2 separate regions of the Homo sapiens genome follow, and region 2 is linked to region 1. Evidence: chromatin loops called from intact Hi-C (ENCODE). Cell type or tissue: body of pancreas. All regions are shown on one strand. Each heading gives the region's core, and the rest is flanking DNA. Links, peaks and the distances in the headings are about the cores only. Region 1 has its middle 22 kb from the start of REG3G. Region 2 has its middle 12 kb from the start of REG1B.

Region 1 (8,339 bases), core at 322-8,321:
AATTGCTCCAGCACTGTTTCTTGAGGAGACTATTCATTGCCTTTGACACCTTTGTCAAAAATCAGTTGACTCGCCCAAGTATGGTGGCACATGCCTGTAATCCCAGCACTTTGGAAGGCCGAGGCAGGAAGATTGCTTGAGCCCAGGAGTTCCAGACCAGCCAGGGCAACATGGTGAAAACCTATCTCTACCAAAAATACAAAAAAATGTCAGGCATGGCGGTGTGCACCTGTTGTCCCAGCTAATAAGAAGGCTGAGGTGGGATGATGGTTTGAGCCCAGGAGGCAGAGGTTGCAGTGAGCTAAGATCATACCACCACACTCCAGCCTTGGTGACAGAGCCAGACACTGTCTCAAAAGAAAAACAAAATCAATTGACTCTATTTTGTAGGTCTGTGACTAGCCTTGTTTGTTCTGTTCATTGAGCTACATGTCTATCCTTTCATCAGTACCATACTGCCTTACTTACAGTAGCTTTATAAGAAGCTTTGAAATTGGGTAATATGTTTTGCCAAATTTGTTACTTTGTTCTTGTTTTCCAAAATTGTTTTGGCTATTTCAGCTCATTTGATTTTGATATAAATTTTCAAATCAAAAGTTTACTGGGATTTTTAAAAGGATAACATTGAATCTATAAATCAAATTTAGGAGAGAAGTGGCAAAGCGAGATGGTGGAATAGAAGGTTCCACTGATTGTCCTCCCTGCAAGGACACCAATTTAATAACTATCTACATGAAAAAATCACCTTCATAAGAACCAAAAACTAACTGAGTACTCACAGTATCTGGTTTTAACTTTATATTGTTAAAAGAGGCACTGAAGAGGTAGAAAAAAGTCTTGAATTACCAACACCAAACTTCCCAAGCTTCCCCCATCCCCCACCCCAACAGCAGTGGTGGGGTGCAGAGAGCATTTCTGTGCACTGGGGAAGGCAGCACAGCAATTGAGACATTGGACTCAGTGCTGATGTGTTACAGCAGAAAGGAAAACCAGACCAAACTCTGCTGATGCTCACCCATGGAGGGAGCATTTAAACCAGTCCTAGCCAGAGGGGAATCACAGATCCCACAGGAGGGAACTTGAGTTCCCATAAACCTCATCACCGAGGGCGGAAGTGCTCTTGGGCTCTAAATAAACGCAAAAGACAGTCTAGGCCACAAGGACTGCAACTCCTAAGACAGTCCCAATGCTAAACTAACCCCAGAGACAATGGACTGGGGAGCACATGACCTACTGAAACAACAGCAAGGATGGCTAAGAGAGTACTGGCATCGGTCCTCCCCTAACCCCAGGCTGCAGAACTTGCAGGTCCAAAGAGACCCCTTCCTTCTGCTTGAGGAGAAGAGAGGGAAGAGTGGGGAGGACTTGGTCTTGCATCTTGGATACCAGCTCAGCCACAGCAGGATAGAGAATGGGTCAGAGTCATGAGGCCCCCTTTCCAGGCCCTAGTTCAAGGAGGACATTTCTAGACACACCCTGGGTCAAAAGGGAACCTGCTGCCTTGAAGGGAATTACTCAGTCCAGGCAGAATTCATCATCTGCTAACTGAACAGCCCTTGGGCCCTGAATAAACAGTAGTGATAACCAGGTACTACATCCAGGGCCTTGGGTGAGCCTCTGAGACTTGCTGGCTTCAGGTGAGACTCAGCACATAATCAGCTGCAGCAGCTACATGACAAGACTCCTTCTGCTTGAGAAAAGCAGAGGGAAAAGTAAAAGGGACTTCGTCTTGCACCATATGTACAAGCTTGGCCACAAAGCAGTAGCACACCAAGCAGATTCTTGGGATCCCTGATTCCAGAACTTGGCTCTTGGATTGCATTTCTTGACCCCCCTGGGCCAGAGGGGAGTGCACTGCTCTGAAGACAGATTCCTAGGCCAGACAGAATTCACCACAAGTTGACTTAAGAGCCCTTGGGCCTTAAGAGAATATCAGGTAGAACACTCCTATGGGCCAGTGGTGGTGGTGGCCATGGGGTAAGGCTCCTCTGTTTTTGGAAATGGGAGGAAATGGTGAGAAGGACAGCATCTTCTGGTTTAAGTGCCAGCTCAGGCACAGTACAGTAAAACACTAGGTAGACTTCTAAGGTTTCTAACTCTAGTCCCTGGTTACTGGAAAGCATATCTGGACCTGCCTGGGATCTGGGGGAGCTCACCATCCTGAAGTGAAGGACACAGTCCTGGCTGGTTTTGCCACCTGCTTATTGTAGAGCCCCAGAGCCTTGAGTGAACATAGGCAGTGATCACAGCAGGTCTTGCGTGAGACCCAATGTTGTGCTGGCTTCAGGTCTGACCCAGCACAATCATAGTGGTAGTGGCTACAGGGGTGCTTGTGTCACTCCACCCTCAGTTTCACGTGACTCAGAAAGAGAGAGACTCTGTTTGCTTGGGCGAAAGTAAGGAAAAAGAACAAGAGCTGCTACCTGGTAATACAGAGAATTCTTCCAGATCCTGTCCAAGAACATCAAGGCAGTACCTCTATGAGTATGCAAGAACCACAGTATTACTGGGCTTGGGTGCCTCCTAAAGCAGATACGGCTTAGATTACAACATCCAACTCCTTTTGAATAACTGGAAACCTTTCCTAAGAAGAACAGGTAAAAATAAGCCCAGACTTCCAAGGCTATAATAAATACCTATCTCTTCAATGCTTGGACACAGAAGAACATCTACAGGTATCAAGACAATCCAGGAAACTTTACAGTGGAAACATTACATGCCAACAGAGAGTGGCATGGCATATTTAAAGTGTTGAAGGAAAAAAAAAACAGGAAAACTTTTATCCTAGAATAGTATATCCGTTTAAAATATTCTTCAAAAATGAAGGAGAAATATTTAACCAGTTAACAAAAGCTGAGGGATTTCATCAACACTAGACCTTTTCTGCAAGAAATGTTAGAGGGAGTATTTTAATCAGAAAGAGAAGGATGTTGATGAGCAATAAGTAATCACCTGAAGGTGCAAAACCCACTGATAATAGTAAGCACACAGAAAAACACAGAGTATTATAATACCATAACTGTGGTGTGTAAACTACTCTTATTCTTTGTAGAAAGATTAAATGATGAACCAATTAAAAATAATAGCTACAACAACTTTTCAAGACACAGAAAGTACAATAAGGTAAAAATAGAAACAAAATGTTAAAAAGGGGTGGGGGGACAAAGGTAAGGCATAGAGTCTTTATTAATTTTCTTTTTGTTTCTTTGTTTATGCAAACAGTGTTAAGTTGTTATTAGCTTAAAATAATGGATTATAAGATAGTATTTGCAAGGCTCATGTTAACTTCAAACCAAAAAACATACGATGGATACACACACACAAAAAAAGAAAGAAATGAAATTGCATCACCAGAGAAAATCACCTTCACTAAAAAGAAGACAGGAAGGAAATAAAGGAGGAAGAGAAGACCACAAAATAACCAGAAAACAGATAACAAAATGAAGAGTGAGTCCTTACTTATCAATAATAACATTGGATATAAATAGACTTAATTCTACAATCAAAAGACATAGAGTGATGAAATGGATAAAATAAAAAGGCCCATTGATCTGTTGTCTAAAAAACACACTTCACCTATAAAGACACACATAGATTGAAAATAAAGGCATTAAAGGCATGGAAAAAAGATATTCCATATTGATGGAAACCTAAAAAGAGCAAGAGTAGCTATACTTGCATCAGACCAAATAGATTTCAAGACAAAAACTATGGGAAGAGACAAAGAATGCCACTGTATAATGATAAGTCAATTCAACAAGAGAATATAGCAATTTTAAATATATATCCACCCAACACTGGGGCACCCAGATATATAAAGAAAATTGCCCTGATACTAAAACCAGACAAAGACACATCAAAAAACAAACAAACAAAAAACCCCAAGGCAATATCTCTGAAGAATATTGATGCAAAAATTCTCAACAAAATACCGCCAAGTCAAATTCACATTGGATTTAAAAGATTACTTATTATGACCAAGTAGGATTTATTCCTAGATCCAAGAATGGTTTAACATATGCAAATCAATCAATGTGATACTTCATATCAACCGAATGAAGGATAAAAACCATAGAATTATTTCAATTGATGCTGAAAAAGCTTTTGATAAAATTCAACATTCTTTTATGATAAAAAGACTCAAACCACTAGGGATAGAAGGAACATACCTCAAAATAACAAAAGCCATTATGACAGATCCACAGCTAGTGTCATACTAAACAGGGAAAAACTGAAAGCCTTTCCTCTAAGATCTGGAACACGGCAAAGATCCACTGTGAATAGCAGTCAGTACTGTTGTTCAACACAGTACTGGAAGTCCTAGCTAGAGCAGCCAGACAAGCAAAAACACTAAAGTGCATCCAATTTGAAATTCAAGAAGTCAAATTATCCTGGTTTGCAGATGATATGATAATATATTTTGAAAAACCTAAAGAATCCACAAAAAAATCCATTATGGAAAAACCTAAAGATTCCATTAAAAAAACTATTAGTACTGACAAACAAATTCAGTAAAGTTGCAAAATACAAAAACAACACACAAAAGTTAGCAGCATTTCTATATGTCAATAACAAACAATATGAAAAAGAAATCTAGAATTTAATCCCATTTACAATAGCCACAAATAATATTAAATACCTAGGAATTAGCCAAGGAAATGAAAGATTTCTATAAAAAAAACTATAAAACATTGATGAATGAAATTGAAGAGGTAATCAAAAATATAAAAAAATTATATGTTCATGGATTAGAAGACTCAATATTGTTAAAATGCTCATACTACCCAAAGTGATCTTCAGTTTCAATGCAATCCCTATCAATATCAAAATACTAACGACATTCTTCATAGAAACAGAAAATAAACCAATGCTAAAGCTTATATGGAATCACAAAAAAAGAATCAGAATAGCCAATGCTATTCTAAGCAAAAAGAACAAAATTGGAGGAATCACATTACCTGACTTCAAACTATATTACAGAGTTGCAGTAATCAACACAGCATGACACTGGCATAAAAACAGACATCAACCAATGGAACAGAATAGAGAACCCAGAAAGAAATATACACATCTGCCCTGAAATCCTTTTTGACAAAGGTGTTAAGAACATATGTCAGGGGAAAGATACTCTCTTCAATAAATGGTGCTGAGCAAACTGAGATATCCTTGTGCAGAAGAATGAAACTAGATGCCTATCTCTCACCATATATAAAAATCAAATAAAAATGCATTAAAGACTTAAATATAAGACCTCAAACCACAAAACTACTACAAGAACAAGAAACCATTGGAGAAAATCTCCAGGATATTGATCTGGGCAAAAATTTCTGGTTTTCCTTTTTTTTTTTTTTTTTTTGACACAGAGTCTCACTCTGTCTCCAAGGCTAGAGTGCAGTGGCTCAATCTCAGCTCACTGCAACTTCTGCCTCCCAGGTTCAAGCCATTTCACTGCCTTAGCCTCCTGAGTAGCTGGGACTACAGGAGCATGCCACCACGCCTGATTAATTTTTGTATTTTTAGTAAAGATAGGGTTTCACCATGGTGGCCAGGCTGGTCACGAACTCCTGACCTTAAGTGATCAGCCCACCTTGGCCTCTCAAAGTGCTGGGATTAGAGGCTGGGCAAAAATTTGTTGGGTAATATTTCAGAAGCACAGACAACCAAAAGAAAAATGAGCAAATGGGATCACATCGAGTTAAAAAGCTTCTGCACAGCAAAGGAAACAATCTACAAAGTGAAGAGACAATCTACAGAATGGAAAGAAATATTTGCAAACTACCCATCTGACAAGAGATTAATAACCAGAATATATAAGGAACTCAAACAACTCTATAGAAAAAAAAGTAATGATCTGATCCAAAAAGTGAGCAAAATATATGAATAGATATCCCACTGCTGGGCATATACCCAAAAGAAAGGAAATCAATATATTGAAGAGATATCTGTACTCCCAAGTTTGTTTCAGCACTATTCACAATAGCCAAAATTTGGAAGCAACCTAAGTGTCCATCAACAAAATAATAAAGAAAATATGGTACATATACACAATGGAGTACTATCCAGCCGTAAAAATGAATGTGATTCTGTCATTTGCAACAACGTGGATGGAGCGCCACCTCATTATGCTATGTGAACAAAACATGCACAGAAAGACATACATCGTATGTTCTCACTTATTTTTGGGATCTAAAAACAGAAACAATTGAACATATGGATAGAGGTAGTAGAAGGATGGTTATCAGAGGCTGGGAAGTGTAGTGGAGTGGGGAGATGGTTAATGGCTACAAAAATAATACTCAGAAAGAATGAATGACACCTACTATTTGATAACACAACAGGGTGACTATAGTCAGTAATAATTTAATTGTACATTTTAAAATAATTAAGAGTATAATTAGATTGTAACGCAAAGGATAAAGGTTTCAGGGGATAGATACCCCATTCTCCATGATGTGATTATTTCACATTGTCTGCCAGTATCAAAACATCTCAAGTGCCTCATAAATATATACACCTACTATGTACCTATAAAAATTTAAAAATGCAAATTTAGGAGAATCCAAATTTTTATGAGATAACAAAATTGAGAGAACTCGAGATAGAATGCAAACTAAAACAAATGAATCTAACTCTTTTACAAAGAATCATGTAACCATACTATGGTTACATGTATGTGGTGGAGAAAATGAGCTGACTTAAGTTGGATAACAGTATTTTGAGTAGATACTTATAAAGACTAAAGACAAAAAATAATTTTATGTAAACATTGTATCATAGTTTGTAAATTTGCTTCTCACAGTGCTATAGAATAACAATTTAAAACTACTTTATATGTATAGAAGTGTTGGATCAATAAGTAAATATGTTGTAAATAATGAGAACCATGTTTCTCTCTGTGAAGAAAAAAGTTACAAATAAGGAAAGGTGGAACTCCATTATTCTGGATTGCAGTTGGATTGCCAGAGAAAGAGATAGAAATAAAAATTGGTATGTCTGTATGCATGAATTTATTTCCTATATCTGTCCCCTATAAGCAGGGATGTCCCAAGAGCAATGAGCATACCTAGAAGAAGGATCTTGATTTTTAGAAATAATTTTCCAATAAAAGGAATCAGGGCCGTATAGAAAGGTGATTGATTTCACACTGGGTGAGAGAAAATACAAGATATAACTAAGGCATTGGCGATCCCATAATATAAAAACACACATAGAGATGATAGACAGATAGATAGATAGATGATAGATAGATAGATAGATAGATAGATAGATAGATAGATAGATAGATAATAGATAGATATAGTATGATGGTTAATATTAGGGGTCAACTTGGTTGAAGGAAGCCTAGATAGCTGGTAAAGTATTGTTTCTGGGTGTGTCTGAGAGGATGTTGCCAGAAGAGATTAACATTTGAGTCAGTGGACTGGAAGAGGAAGATCCAACTCTCAATTTGGGTGGACACTATCCAATTGGCTACCAGCATGGCTAGAATAAAGCAGGTGGAAAAAGGTGCAATAAGCTGGCTTGCTGAGTCTTCTATCTTTCATCTTTCTCCCATGCTGGATGCTTCCTGCCCTTGAACATCAGACTCCAGGTTCTTCAGCCTTTGGATTCTTGGACTTATATATCAGTGACTTGCTGGGGGATCTTGGGCCTTTGGCCACAGACTGAAGGCTGCACTGTGGGATTCCCTACTTTTGAGGCTTTTGGACTCAGAATGAGCCACTACTTGCTTTCTTCCTCCAGCTTATTATGCAACTTTACCTTGTGAACATGCAAGTCAATATTCTCCTTAATAAACTCCCTTTCAGATATATAGTCTCCTATTAGGCCTGCCCCTCCGGAGAACCCTAAGATAGATAGATAGATAGATAGATAGATAGATAGATAGATAGATAGATAGAAAGAAAGAAAGAAGATAGATAGATAGATAGATAGATAGATAGATAGATAGATAGTGTCAGGCCTCTGAGCCCAAGCTAAGCCATCATGTCCCCTGTGACCTGCACGTTCACATCCAGATTTCCAGTTCCTGCCTTAACTGATGACATTCCACCACAAAAGAAGTGAAAATGGCCTGTTCCTGACTTAACTGATGACATTGTCTTGTGAAATTCCTTTTCCTGGCTCATCTTGGCTCAAAAGCTCTCCCACTGAGTACCTTGTGACCCCCAGTCCTGCCCGCCAGAGAACCCCCCTTTTTCCTTTACCTACCCAAATCCTATAAAATGGCCCCACCCCTATCTCCCTTTGCTGACTCTCTTTTCGGACTCAGCCCACCTGCACCCAGGTGAAATAAACAGCTTTATTGCTCACACAAAGCCTGTTTGGTGGTCTCTTCA
Region 2 (8,339 bases), core at 158-8,157, 52 kb after region 1:
CCTCGAGGTAGTACGCACCAGGTGAGCAGAGGTGAAATGTGGGTGTCGGGGTTTTCCCACATAAAGGCAAAGAGGTTTTGGGAATTAGCGTGCAAAGGAATTGTGAAGAAAAGCATCCTTTAGGTTTAGAACAGAAAAATGGGTGGTATTGGAGGGAATTGTGGAAAGTGTATGGATTAGGAACTACTGAACATACTGGAAGTACAGCTTGGTTAATGAGCCTGAGGTCCTGGACTAAGCGATAAGTTCCAGCTAGCTTTTTGACAGGTAGAATTGGTGTGTTAAAAGGGGAGTTTGTTGGGCGGAGTAGGTGACTGGCAAGAAGGCAAGAAATGATAGGCTTTAGGCTCATGAGAGCTGCTTGGGGGATGGGATACTCCTTCTGTGATAGGAACTGGGTGGGCTCTTTAAGAGTAATGTGGACAGGGGTGTGGTGTTCTGCAACTGAGGGTGAGCAAGTATCCTAAACAGCAGGATTAACTACGGATGGGGGATAAGGAAAGGTTGTGTGTTTTAGGGTGGGAGGTTGAAGGAGTAGAAGAAAACTAGAAGTACTGGAGGGGTCTGGGTGGATGTGTTGGGTACTATGGGGAACGTGGAAGTGGAGAGTAGTGTGGAGTTTTGAAAGGACGTTTCGGCTGGGCACGGTGGCTCACACCAGTAATCCCAGCACTTTGGGAGGCCGAGGCGGGAGGATCACGAGGTCAGGAGATCGAGACCATCCTGGCTAACATGGTGAAACCCTGTCTCTACTAAAATTACAAAAAATTAGCTGGGCATGGTGGTGGGCGCCTGTAGTCCCAGCTACTCGGGAGGCTGAGGCAGGAGAATGGCATGAACCTGGGAGGCAGAGCTTGCAGTGAGCGGAGATCGCACCACTGCACTCCAGCCTGGGTGACAGAGTGAGACTCCGTCTTAAAAAAAAAAAAAAAAAAGCAAGAAAAAGAAAGGATATGTCTGCCTGGGAGCAGAGTTGGGCATGAAGGCAAGACTAACAAAGAGTGAGTGAAGGAAAAAGTGTGCAGGGAGTAGAAAAGTGGCAGGTGGCTCAGGGTTTGGAGATTTGTCCATCAATTCCCACAACAGAGATTTGGGAGGACTGGGTGGGTCCTGAAAAATTAGGTAAAGCAGAGTAGGTTGCCCCAATATTAATTTAAAAAAACATACTGGCCTACCTGCCACCATCAGGGTTACCCTTGGCTCTGATGAAGCAATGGTAGTTGCTGGGGCATCCGTTCCAGGGCACCGTCAGTCTTCAGCGGCAAGACCAATGAGATCTGAGTAGGAGGTTTTGGCCGGCTCAGGAAGGGATGGGGGTGGTCCTTGCAGGGGCCACTCACAGTCCAACTTCCAGTGGAGTCCTCTGCAGAGGAGGCATGGTCTGGTGGGCCTACCTGGATTTGGGCATTTTCTGGACCAGTGGCCTTTATTGCTGCACTTGAAACATGTGCCAGGTGGAGGTGGATTGCTTGGAGGCTTCCGTGTGGAGCTGCGGCCCTGGGGGCCTGCAGGGCCCCTGATGGCAGAGGCAAGCATTTGAGACTCTGCCTGTTTTTGCCTTTTACTTTCCTCATCACAACTGTTAAAGACTTTGAAGGCTAAATTAATAAGGTCTTGTCGTGGGGTTTGAGGGCCATCGTCAAGCTTCTGAAGCTTGTGCCTAATATCACGGGTGGATTGGGAAATGATCTGAAGGTTTAAAATAGTGGTTTCTTCTGGGCTGGCTGGGTTTATGTTGGTATATTTTCTCATGGCTTCAGTTAAACAAGAGAGAAAAAGGGCTGGGTTTTTGTCAGGACCTTGGGTGATTTCTGAAAGTTTTTCATAGTTTACCACTTTATGGGCACCCCTTTTGAGTCCTGCAAGGAGACACATAATTATGTGGTCTTGATGGCGCCATCCAGAGGCCCCATCTTAATAATCCCAGTGGGGGTCCTGGCTGGGGACTGCCTCTGTGCCAGTAGACAGGGCAGGAGCTTGGTGATGAATTGTATTAGCATGTGCCTGAGCTAGGGTCCAGATACGGTCCGGTCCTGGTCTTCTGGGGTGAGGGTGGAAGAGAGGATAAAGTAGAGGTCATGCCAGGTTAGTTTATAAGACTTGGTAAGGTACTGAAACTCTCTAATATAAAAGGTAGTGTCTTCTGGAAATGAACCGAGTCTTTTGTTAATTTGAGAGACATTAGTGAGGGAAAAGGGAACATGAACTCTAACAATACCTTCAGTTCCTGCCACTTCCCAAAGGGGGCATTCTAGCGCAGGCGCCGAAGTAAGGGTAGGGTATGGGCCAAAGATGGTGCCTGAACAAATATGGGTGGGAGAGAAGAAAGAAGCCAGAAGTGGTTCCTGCTCAGGGTTTGAAGGGGAAGGGGGGTTGAGTTGACAGGCAGTGGACGATAGATAGGGGCATAATGTGGTGGGATGGTTTTACAGGCTTCAGGAGAGCGGAGTGAAGAAGGAGAATTAGTACAGACAGTGCTAGAGTTGTCTTGAGGAGAGGATGTTGTAGGAAAAGAAGTGGGTACTTTTGGAGGTGATGCCAGCTGGGAAGATGGTGGCTGAGAAGACAACAAGGAGGTTTGGAGGGTTAAAGAAGACAGTTGAGAGGAAGAGGTACTGGCTGGGAGGGGTGAACAGCAGTCAGCTGGATAGAATGAGGAAAAAGAGAGAGGGTCGGGGGAGAAAGGTGATCAGGGCGGCAAGAATGGAGGGGAAGGATTTGAACAGGTAAGCAAGGATTGCAGAGGTCGGGTAGTGATCTGAGTGCACAAAGGCCTGGACATAAGGAATTTTTCCCCATTTTTCCAGTCGTCGGCAATAATTGCTCAAGTCAGTTAAAACTGTAAAGTCAAATGTTCTATTTGCGGGCCATTTGGATCCGTTATTTAATTTGTACTGTGGCCAGGCTGTATTGCAAAAAGAAAGACAACGCGCTTAGGGCGGATATCTTGCCTGAGGCCTAAGGTTTGCAGGTTTTTTATGAGGCAGCCTAGAGGGCTGTTTTTTGGAATGGAGGATGGGGAGTTTTCCATAAAGGAGGGTAGGCTGGGGAGAACAGGGAAAAAGGAGACCGTCCTGGACAGCCAGAGGGAGATGATAAAAGGAGCAATTGTCACCGCTGCCTTTTTTGTTCCCGAAACAGGATCAAATGGCTAAGAGGCATCCACTTAAGACCAGATGATCAGCGAGTGCCTGACACGTGCTGGAGCCTTCTTGGACCAATGTTGGATTTTTGGACCAGAGAAACAAAAACAGGCTGTGCAGATTTTTCCCTGTTAACGGGGCTCCCAAGGAAACTCAGCAGTAGGCAAGATCAGCGACTGATGTGCATGCATAGAGAAGTGACTGGAGACCAAGGAGCTTCCTTTGTCCAGCTGCTGTGGCCTGCTTTCTGGGGTGGAGGGGTAGGTCCATGGAGGATGCAGACCTGAGCCCCTCCTGGGTTTCAGCACCAGATATAAGGTTTTTATATCACTTCAAACCCCGAGAGCGCACCAACAGCTAACAGGAGGCAGTGTGGAGCAACATGCTGTTTTAATGAGCACCTGGGTGCAGGATGGCTGAGGCCTAAAATGGCGTCAGCCCCAAGTGAGGAAGGGGCAAAGGTTTTATAGCCTCCTGTAAACAGGAAGTGTCCTAGTCTGACGTAACTGCTACGTTGGACCCAGATGGCCTGTTTCTCGATCTTAAGGGGTACATGTCTTCCAGCTGGCTCACTTCCTGCTTCTGCTATCCTGCTGGCACACGCTGCTGGCACAAGTAGCCTTGCACCTTGGGACTGGGCCTGAGAAGGGAAGAATTATTTATCTCCTTAAGCTTTCAGGCCCCAGAGAGAATCTTACACTCATGGCCTAATTGCCACTTAAAGGTGACATCTCTTAACACTGTTACAGTGGGACTTAAATTTCAACATGAATTTTTGAAGGGACAAACATTCAAATTACAGCATTCTGCCTCTGTCACCCCCAAAACTTATGTACTTCTCACATATAAAGTACTTTCATTTTAACCCAATAGCTCCTGGTCTTAACTCATTCTAGCATAATCTTAAAAGTCTGTGGTCTAGATTTTCATCTAAATATCATCAAAATTGGATATATGTAAGACTCAGGTTATGATTCATTCTGAGGAAAATTCCCCTCCAGCTGTGAAATCAAACAAATTATATGTTTCTAAAATATATGGTGGGACAGGCATAGGATAGACAATTCCATAACAAAAGAGCAACAGAAAATAAAAAGAATTAACAGGCTCCCACTAAGTCCAAACCCCCACCAAAAAAAAAAAAACAACAACAACAACATTAAATCCCGACATTTGAGAATTTTTTGTTTTGACTTCAAGTCCCACTATCAGCACAGACTGGGGCAGGGGTTAGGCCTCCATGGCTTTTCTGGGAGCAACCAATGCAGCAGCTCTCACAGGCTGGAATATTATCCCCAAAGTTCGCTGCAGCTGGGGCTTCCAACTGTTACTGGGAAGTGCAGGAATTTTTGATTAGTTTTAACTGGAGGAAGAATTCTGCCAAGCGATTGATTTAACCAAAAAAGAGAATGTATTGAAGGAAAATAGAGAACAGAGAGTTTATTTCCTCTTTTTGGCTTATATTTAGCATGCCTGTTTTAGGTATTCTCTGGGGTGTAAAATTTTTCAAACCTCCCTTTTGTCATGAGTTCTTCCCTCCTGCTTATGTTTAGCTATTTGCCTAGCAACCCCCCAACTAATGTTTCATTAGGAATTGTCCTAGTGGGTAATCTCTGTGGTGGCCTTGCACCTGTGTCAGTTCTCTCTTTGAGCCCTGAGGCTCCCTGACACATTTTTTGAAATCTAGCTCCTACAGTCAGCAATCCTGGAGAATTAACATGCTATGGACACCATCAAAACTTGTGCCCTGTGCCTTCTGGAGTGATGGCCAGCACCACATCTGGGCTTCGTTAAGCCATTTCTGAGATGGCTTAAAAGAGCTGCTTAGGAATGCAGGAATCAGAGATTTGAGGAAGCCCTGAGTAGTGAGTAACAAGGTCCCAAGGGCTCTCAAGAGTCCTCTTTTGATCTAATTCTGTTCTCCAGGCATTGGCATTCTGTCTGGGTTTGTGATGGGAGCTAATCTCCTTATCAAAATTTGGCCACACCCTAGGTTTTTCTTTTTTGAATATGCCTTTTCTTTATTTAAAACACAGCCAGACTAAGAATTTTCCAAATCTTTACTTTCTACTTCCTTTTCAATGTACATTTCATATTTAATTTTTTCCCCTTTTCTCAAGTTTTACTATTGACAGTTTAAAAAAGTCATGCAGCATCCTTAACAATTTGCTACTTAGATATTTCTTCCACCAGATATCCTAACTTGTGGTTCTTAAATTCTGCCTTTCGTAAAATGTTGGGACACAAAGACAATTCAGCCATGTTTGTTGCCTCTTGGTAAAAAGGATAACCCTCGGGTCATTGTGCAATACCATGTTCTACAATTCCATCTGGGATCTCATCAGAATTACCTCTACCATTCATATTGCTATTATTCACTTGAAAACCACTTAAGTAATCTCACTGCTGATTTAGGTTTAGCCTATAGCTCTCCTCTTCTTGAGCCCTCACCAGCATAGCCCTTAACACTCTGTTAATAGCAATCTAGGCTTTTTTCTAGCCTGATCCTCTAAACTCTTCTGCCCTCTGCCCATTACTCAGTTCCAAATCTGACACACATTTTTAGGTGTTTTTTATAGTAACAACCCCACTTCTGGTACAAATTTCTATCTTAGTCCATTTTCTACAACTAGAAGAAAACACTTGAGACTGGATAATTTATAATAAACAGAAATTTATTTTCTGACAGTTCCAGAGACTTAAAAGTTCATTATCAAGAAGCTGGAATCTTTCAAGGGCCTTCCTGCTGTTTCATGACATGGCAAAAGGCTGAAGGGCAAAGAAGCAAAAGGGAATGAAACTAGCCATTTTATAATGGTATTAACTTCACCTATGAGAACAGAGCCTTCATGGCTCAATCACTTCTTAAAGGTCCATGTAAAAATGATTACAATGTTCAATTAAATGTCGACATGAGTTTAGAGAAGATAAACTTGATAATTTTTCCTTGATTTTCTTACTATCTTCATTCTTCTGAAACCTGGTTAATATTCATCTCCTCAATTGGCATAATGACATTTGTTTAAAGGTTATATGGTTATCTGTCTTACACTTTTTGTCATTTCATAGCCAGAAATACGTTATCGGTTTAATTTAGATTTGTGAATTTACCTTGCCTTGGAGACATGTCGTTGATCCTCTGAGGAAAGGATCCTTTCACTTGAGAGAAAATCCAGTTTGGGTTTCCAAATTCCACTTCTATTCCTCAGCCTCATATGTTACAGCAATTTATATTCTGCTAGTTTTGTGCCTTCTGTATTTAAAAAGGAGAATGTTGGCCAGGCACGGTGGCTTATGCCTGTAATCCCAGCACTTTGGGAGGCAGAGGCGGGCAGATCACGAGGTCAGGAGATCGAGACCATCCTGGTTAACATGGTGAGACCCCGTCTCTACTAAAAATACAAAAAATTAGCCGGTTGTGGTGGTGGGCACCTGTAGTCCCATCTACTCGGGAGGCTGAGGCAGGAGAATGGCCTGAACCCAGGAGGCGGAGCTTGCAGTGAGCTGAGATAGCACCCCTACACTCCAGCCGGGGCGACAGAGTGAGACTCCGTCTCAAAAAAAAAATGTATGTAATAATAATAATAGTAATAAAATGTTCTTTATTGTGATACATTGACACATCATGTAAATTCTTGCTTATGTCATTAGTGAGGAAGAGGTGATAGATACCAGGTTGGCATTCTTCTAGTTTTAGTTCATTTTGTGTGCTATAACAGAATGAAATAACTGAGATTGGGTAATTTTTAATGAGCACAAATTTATTTTTCTAATTTTTTGAGACGGGGAAGTCCAAGATCAAGTTGTCAGATATTGATGAGATAATTTTTGCTACATTGTTGCATATACACAGAATAAAAAGAAAAATCTATCACAGTATTTGCCTGGAGAATTTATAACTTTTTAAATAAAACTAATAATATTAAACAAAGATGACAAACGTTGACATTATTTATTCTACTTGGCAGGTTCATAGGTGTTTGTTATGTTAATCCAACTTATTTCTGCATTTAGTAAAAATATTTATGCTATCTTACAAGCTTATAGCCAGGTTAAGATATCTTTTTTCTTATAAATAAGAAAGTCAATCATATTCTTCAGACTTCATAAAAGATACAGTAGGTAGGAGTCCAGTATACTTGGTACCATAATAAGTGTATCTTGCAAAAAAAATGAACAAGTAATTAATAGTTTAAAATTAAAAAAATTCTTTGTGGCATAATTTTTTTAAATATGAGAGTTCTTATTTACTTCAAGAAGACTTAAAGCAAGCAAAAACATTCCAGATATAAAAGATCTAATACTTTAAAATACATAATGAAATACACTGTAACTGGCATGATATAAAACAGAGAGAGATTCAGTTCAATACTGTATCAACAATTGACACAGTATTCCCATAAAAATCTTTATTGCTACCAGTATCTGGAAACACATTGAGATGTTATTAACTTTATTGCTTGCACATGTGACTGGCCAAATTCCGCGTGCAAGCTAATAAAACTGATACCTTTACCTGGCAGCTACTTTGTTCCAAAGTGATGCCTTTTGCATATAAACTGTATTTCCTATCTGTTCAAGGTTTATCTCATTGTCCTCCAGAAAACAAGGCCCTTCCTGTGACATAGTTTTACAAGATTCCAAGAAGCTCATTTCAGGTCTTTCCCATCATATTCCCTCCAGCAGTCTTCTTGTATATGGAAAGCAGTCTCCTGGAAATCTAGTGTTAATATGTCCTTAAGTGGGGAAACTTTCTGATAAGCCTCCAATAACGCCAAGAAAATTCCAAGGCTATGGCTGATTCTAGGTGCTGTTTGCCATTTTCCAAGAGGTATTCTCTGCTTTCCACCTTTGGAATTGAGATTTTAGACATATGAGAGAGAGATAATCTCCCACTTGTTTAAATCCTTGGCAGGCATGTAAATAATAGCCTGTCTGCAAACTTTAGACTGGAAAAGAAAGGAGCTGAACAAATAACAAATGCAGCAAGGACATTCCATGGTCTGCTGTGTTCTGCAGGTGTAAGGAAACCTACTTATAAGTTAGCCTATTCTGCTTCACAAGAAACCTCTGATTTTTAAACATTAATTTTTGTCACATGCTGTCTATGCCAGGCACAATTCTAAATGCTTGCCTAATTAGAAACCATTTAATCCCCATGAAAACCTAATAATGTAGGTGCTGCTACGAACCATA

Evidence for each region. A loop is a pair of places that touch in the nucleus more often than their neighbours do. Peaks named below come from ENCODE experiments on the same cell type or tissue, not always from the same donor. Only the 100,000 strongest peaks of a DNase experiment are listed, where the experiment ranks them.
Region 2: it touches region 1 in a loop (4-fold over the local background); 1 of 110 quality-filtered maps calls a loop at or near these places.

Annotation. Positions count from the first base shown.
Region 1 is chr2:79,043,445-79,051,783 of GRCh38, forward strand. No RefSeq gene overlaps it. Among named protein-coding and RNA genes, the nearest start is that of REG3G, 22 kb to the left of the region's middle. In body of pancreas, for the core only: no CTCF peak of the experiment used is centred there; no DNase peak of the experiment used is centred there.
Region 2 is chr2:79,095,793-79,104,131 of GRCh38, forward strand. No RefSeq gene overlaps it. Among named protein-coding and RNA genes, the nearest start is that of REG1B, 12 kb to the left of the region's middle. In body of pancreas, for the core only: no CTCF peak of the experiment used is centred there; a DNase peak (open chromatin) is centred at 3,719; H3K27ac peaks cover 3,992 bases.